Regions from separate parts of the Homo sapiens genome. Here region 1 is linked to region 2. Evidence: chromatin loops called from intact Hi-C (ENCODE). Cell type or tissue: mammary epithelial cell. All regions are shown on one strand. Each heading gives the region's core, and the rest is flanking DNA. Links, peaks and the distances in the headings are about the cores only. Region 1 overlaps ATE1 (arginyltransferase 1). Region 2 overlaps ATE1 (arginyltransferase 1).

Evidence for each region. Hi-C counts contacts between places; a loop is a spot of excess contacts. Peaks named below come from ENCODE experiments on the same cell type or tissue, not always from the same donor. Only the 100,000 strongest peaks of a DNase experiment are listed, where the experiment ranks them.
Region 1: it touches region 2 in a loop (4-fold over the local background); 3 of 110 quality-filtered maps call a loop at or near these places.

What each region holds. Positions count from the first base shown.
Region 1 is chr10:121,822,304-121,825,235 of GRCh38, forward strand. All of the region lies in intron 10 of ATE1 (arginyltransferase 1), which reads right to left. Among named protein-coding and RNA genes, the nearest start is that of ATE1, 100 kb to the right of the region's middle. In mammary epithelial cell, for the core only: a CTCF peak has its summit at 1,823 (motif pointing right); no DNase peak of the experiment used is centred there.
Region 2 is chr10:121,752,586-121,755,517 of GRCh38, forward strand. The region is part of intron 11 of ATE1 (arginyltransferase 1); the gene reads right to left. Among named protein-coding and RNA genes, the nearest start is that of FGFR2, 160 kb to the left of the region's middle. RefSeq lists an enhancer at 1,666-1,725. In mammary epithelial cell, for the core only: a CTCF peak has its summit at 1,337; DNase peaks (open chromatin) are centred at 1,356 and 1,726; H3K27ac peaks cover 1,979 bases.

The DNA of each region.
Region 1 (2,932 bases), core at 338-2,837, 70 kb after region 2:
TCTATTTATGCAAAGTACAGAAACAGGCAAAACTAGTCTGTAGTGTTAAAAGTGAGAACAGTGGTTACCTTGGGGGATGGGACCATAACCAAGGATGGTAGTGATGGGCTTGTGGGGTGCTGGGCACCTTCTGTTTCTTGTTTTGGGTGGTTGCACAGGTGTGCTCACTTTGTGAAAATTCATCAAGCTGTATATGTAAGATTGGCACAGTTTTCTGTATTTATATCACACCTCAATAAGTTTACTTAAAAAGAAACTACAGGTAGGTAAGAGACACGAATTCACAGAAAACATAAGCTGTACTACTGAAAGGGAACTTCTAAAATTTTTCCTAACTCCACAGTTTTGATTCGTACCACATCTTCCGTGCACAGTACTCATAACTTTCCTTCATTTTTTCATTTTTATCCATGCAGAGTCACCTTTCACATGCAATGCAGGCTCCCCAAAAAAAATTTTTTTTAATTCCACTGAGTACCTTATTTGCCAATTAATTTGCTGGGCACTGGTGACAGTGACAGGTAAGACACAGTTTGCTCACAAATGGACAAGCAGTGATCATGTCTAATGTTCCTTTTGTCTGGGCATCTCTCACGATGTTTTATAGGAGAGGCCCTCCATAAACACTGACTCATCATATACACCTAAAAACAACCAGAGTCCAAGGAGAACTACAGATAAAGCACTTAAAAATGAGAAGAGGTCGGCCAGGCATGGTGGCTCATGCTTGTAATCCCAGCACTTTGGGAGGCCAAGGTGGGTGGATCACAAGGTCAGGAGATCGAGACCATCCTGGCTAACACAGTGCAACCCCATCTCTACTAAAAATACAAAAAATTAGCCAGGCACGGTGGCGGGCGCCTTTAGTCCCAGCTACTCAGTAGGCTGAGGCAGGAGAATGACATGAACCCGGGAGGCAGAGCTTGCAGTGAGCTGAGATCGCACCACTGCATTACAGCCTGGGCGACAGAACAAGACTTCCTCTCAAAAAAAAACAAAAACAAAACAAAACAAAACAAATAATGAGAAGAGGTCATGGAAGTGAAGAGATTACCTCCAGCTTTAGAATGTAGGGAGTAGAGAAGGTGAAGGTGAAGTGGGGAAAACACAGAGAATGACTTCCTGGGAAAACCTGTGCATGAACTTGGTCTGGAAAAGCAGTTCGTACTTCTACACGCAGGGGCAAGTGAAAAACATCTCAGTGCAAGACAACACACAGAGCTTGGAGGCAGAAAAGTTTCCGTGCACACAGATAGTGCCCAGCAGCCAGAGCATGGGCTATGCAAGAGAAGGAAGCACATTTCCTTCTTCAGTAGGCCAGGGTAGAGCTCAGACATTAGCATTTTCTAGAAAGCTCCACAGATACTGATTCTTTTCCAAGGTTGGGAATCAGGCACTACATCAAGCTTTCTAGTTCATTGTAAAGAGAGAGATTAGACAAAGGATCAGAAAAATATACACGATTAAATGTACTTGAATTCCCCTTAAAACTTACCTTTAATTAACATGGCAAGTGCTTTAGGATACTCCAAAATTGAAAGTTTTATACACCTTATCATATATCTGATAAGCAATGCCATTTACATGAATTTCAATTCTTAAGTTCAAACTCTTCTCGTGGGTAAAATTAAAATGTGAGTTAAGGCAAACTCTGGGCAAGCTAACCATCTTGAGCTTCAATTTTCTCATCTGTAATGAGAAGCTTAGAACAGTAAAGAACTGCTTTGACTCTGGTGTGGCAAAATTCCCCACATGTGACAGTGTTCTAAATAAGAATTTGTGATGACCATGAGAATTCTTTTACCTCCCACTACCTCTAGGGGGCATCAAAAATCCCTTACTAAATTCTCCTGTGGTAATTTTTCTCACTGACTACGTCTAATTCACAGGACATCTGACATCAAGAAAACATGCTGAATCAAAAGAATCCAGTATTTTGTCCTGTGCTGTGGGTTAACTGATGAGATCATTTGTATTCCTTTCAGTCCAGTAGTAGCAAAGTCACCTACCACGTGTGTCCACATGCATCACCCCGGCCTGCAAGGCTATAGTGAAATAACATTTACCAACGTGTTTGGTCAGGAAACTTTGAAAAGCTTGGAAACTTGGGGGTTTCAGTAGTGCATGATTTTGCAGACGCAGCTCTGTTAATTCCATTTTTTTGTAGGTGCTTACTATCATAATAGTAAGGCCAAGCACCTACTTTTGGGCAAAGCCCTGCAGAATTCCAATTCTCACAATCAAGCTGAGACATTCACATAAGCATAATTAATCACAGACGGATTTAGCCTTTTGTTTCTTTTCTGACATTTCAGAACTCTTTCTGATGTTTCAATGATCTGATGTCTGGCCACATCATGATACCAAACAGACCGCCTGAAATCACTTTGTCTACTTTGGACAGCATACATGTCTGTATAAAAAATTCAGTCAAAATACCTTCTTCAGATCATAGAATGGCCTTACACAGCACTCTGAGAGATAATATGGGGGAAAAAATTTAATTATGCCTAACAACATTTCTATATACTCTAATTTTCATTTTCAAATGTAATCATTTTGAAATGAGAAGGGGTTAAAAAGAGAGAACTAAGCTTTGCATGCAAATAATAAATATTTGAAAAGCATGGGAAACCCTATGTTTACAGTAAAAAAAAAAAGTGAATAGCTATTTTCAAGCATACGCCAAAAAGGAGACAAAGTAAAGAAAAAAAGGAAAAAAGCCTATATATAAAATTTTGAGATGTGAAATTAATACAGTAATTTTAAGAATGGATTAATTTTAAAAGAAATTATAATTTCCACCAACCACCTTCCACTTTAATTTAAATATTAAGTTATATAATAATTTATTAAATAATATAGTTTCCACTAATTCCCAAGATGGAATTATGGGAAATAAAGTAAGGTTAATATGATGAGTATCATTAGG
Region 2 (2,932 bases), core at 324-2,823:
TGTATATGGTGTGAAGTAGGGGGCCAATTTCATTTTTTTGAAAGATGCAGGACCATTTGTTGAAAGGCTGTATCCTTTTCCCTGAATTGTCTTGGCATCCTTTTTGAAAACTAACTGACCATAAACATGAGGGTTTATTTCTGGACTCTCAACTCTAGTCCACAGATCTGTATGTCTACCTGCATGCCAGGACCACATAGTGTTAACTTTATTATTCTTTTTAAAGATTGTTTTGGCTATCCTGGGTTCCTTTCATTTCCATGTGAATTTTATGATTGTCAGTTTCTGCAGGGAAGCCAGCTGGGATTTTAATAGATCACTGCTCTGAATCTGTAAATGAATTTGAGGAGTACTACCATCTTAACAATATTAAGTCTCCTGATCCATGGACATGGGATGTTTTCTTCACTTATTTAGGTCTTCTGTAATTTCTTTGAACAATGTTTTGTATTTTCCAGAATATAATTTTTGCATTGCTCTGTTAAATTTATTCCTAACAATTCTATTTTAATGCTGTTGTAAACGCAACTGTTGATAATTTCATTTTTAAATTGCTCACTGTTTAAGTGTGTAGGATAAAATTGATTTCTGTGTATGCTGAACTCATTTTATTTGATAGTTCTTTACATTCTTTAGGATTTTCTATGTACAAGGTCATGTCATCTGAGAATAGAGACAGTGTTTCTTCTTCCTTTCCAATCTGAATGCCTTTTATTTCATTTTCTTGCTGAACTGGCATGGCTAAAATATAATATTTCAAAGGAAAAAAATCTATGCAATTTAGTTAAACTCATGATATGTTGATTAAAAACAACATTGGCTCCCAAAAGTCACATAACAAAATATAAATTATATAATTTATCAAGATGATTCTAGCCAGAAAGAACTCCAGGTTAATTTTGATATTATGGTCATTTGGTATCAAAGTCCAGTAAAAGGTCACCAGAGAAAAGCAGAAAGAATGCAAAAATCAGGCAATTGCATACAAAAAAATCACATCAACTTTATCACCTCAGCACATATACTGCTGGTAGGATCTGTAAATACTGGCCAAGTAAAATGCTAATAAAATCTCTTATGATGATGAATAAGGACTCTCAAATTTCTATTCTATGTTTTGACCCCTAAATACTCATCTTAGACACTTCCTATTTCACCGTTTATCTTTATCCTAATAAAGGCGAGGCTTAAAAACTCATAGAATATAATGAAAGAAACGTAAATTAAAACATGCTATTACAGGATTTCTCAAAGATGAGAGGGAAGTTGGTTTATGTGCTGGGGCTGGGCCAAAGAGACATTTGTGAGTTCAGGCTGGCAGGACTGGGCCAATTCTGCCCCATGTGGTCAAGAAATTAGTTACATACAAGGGAACTGAGCATATAAATAAATATACTGAGAAAATGGGGAGGCCAGATTTCTCAGTCAGAGAATGGAGCTACAAGTATGGAAAAGGAGAAGACTAGAACAAACTGTTGTGCTGGATTAAAATTCCAGATACTGGTGAAAACCCATGACTTTTATACCCTGATATAGACATACAGATACACAGGTAGATATAAACGTATGTGTATAAACTCACATATATTGCCTAGATCTGTCTGCTGAGAGGGCTTAGAAGCAATGAAACCCCGGTAGCAATGAGCATACTTATTACTCACATCTTGTATTCTGAATATTACTCTTCACAAAAAATAACTAGGGCTCCTTGGAGACGTGACTAATTATAGAACTGAGTCAGAGAAAGTATAAGATGAGTCTGAAATATTTTGTGCCAGAAAGGAAGTGCTCAAAAAATGATGGGGACTTGTCAAAAGAAAACATGAGTCACCCTGAAAAGGCTCCTACTGGCCAAATCTGAGACAATTTGAGCATTCAAAATAAATAATGAAAGTAACAATTTTATAACACATTGATTAGAATGAGATTCCGTGAGTCAATATAAACAACAAACAGGGAAAGAGGACTGCTTTTCCTTATTGTAGAATGCCAACTAATAAAAGTAGAAGTAGTGATAGAATTAGAAAATCATCATTTGGCAGCCATCTCAGTAATAAGTGATTGAGGCAAGAATCGTCAATGGATGTAAAAACCAGTAGATATAAGTCTGACACAATAGGATATTTACACCATCTCAGGACAGCTTTCTACAAAATATTTACCAATTACTTATTAACATGTACAAAATACTTATCAACTTTACAGTGGAGAAACCTGGTACATTCCACTTCCCCAAGTGATAAAAATTCAAGTCACAGTACAGAGATGAATTAACACTGTATACCTCCTGATATGATGCAATACAAACCCAGCATCACTTCTAGGGTGTTCTTGCCAAAGCTATGTGACCTGAATCTAATTACAAAGAAATACTTGATGAACACAAATGAAAAACTACAAAGTGACTGGACTCTTCAAAAATATCGAGGTAACAAAAGACAAGGATATACTATGGTATTGTTCTAGACAAAAGGGGCCTAAAAAGACACAACAATAAATGTAACACAGGATCCTCACTTGAACCTTAGGTCTAAAAAAACAGAGAGAAAAGTAACATAGGCTTGTGTATGTGTGTATGCATTTTTGTGCTATAAAGGACATTACAGGGAAAATCTGTAACACTTGTACAGGGTGTGTGGATTAGATGGTAACATCTCAATGTTACTTTCCTGGTTTTGATGGCCATGTCTAGTAATGTAAAAAAAAGTGTCCTTGTTTTCAGCTAATACACACTGGGATACTGAAGGACAGTGGTGCAATATATCAGAAACTTATTCTCAAATGGTTTAGAAAAAAATACAGAGTAAAACAGAAAAAGTGATAAGGCAAATGTGGTAACACGTTAATAACTGGGGAGTCTGAGTGAAGGGTATGCATATGTTCTTTGTATTATTCTTGTCATTTTCCTGTAAATTTGAAATTTAAAAATAAA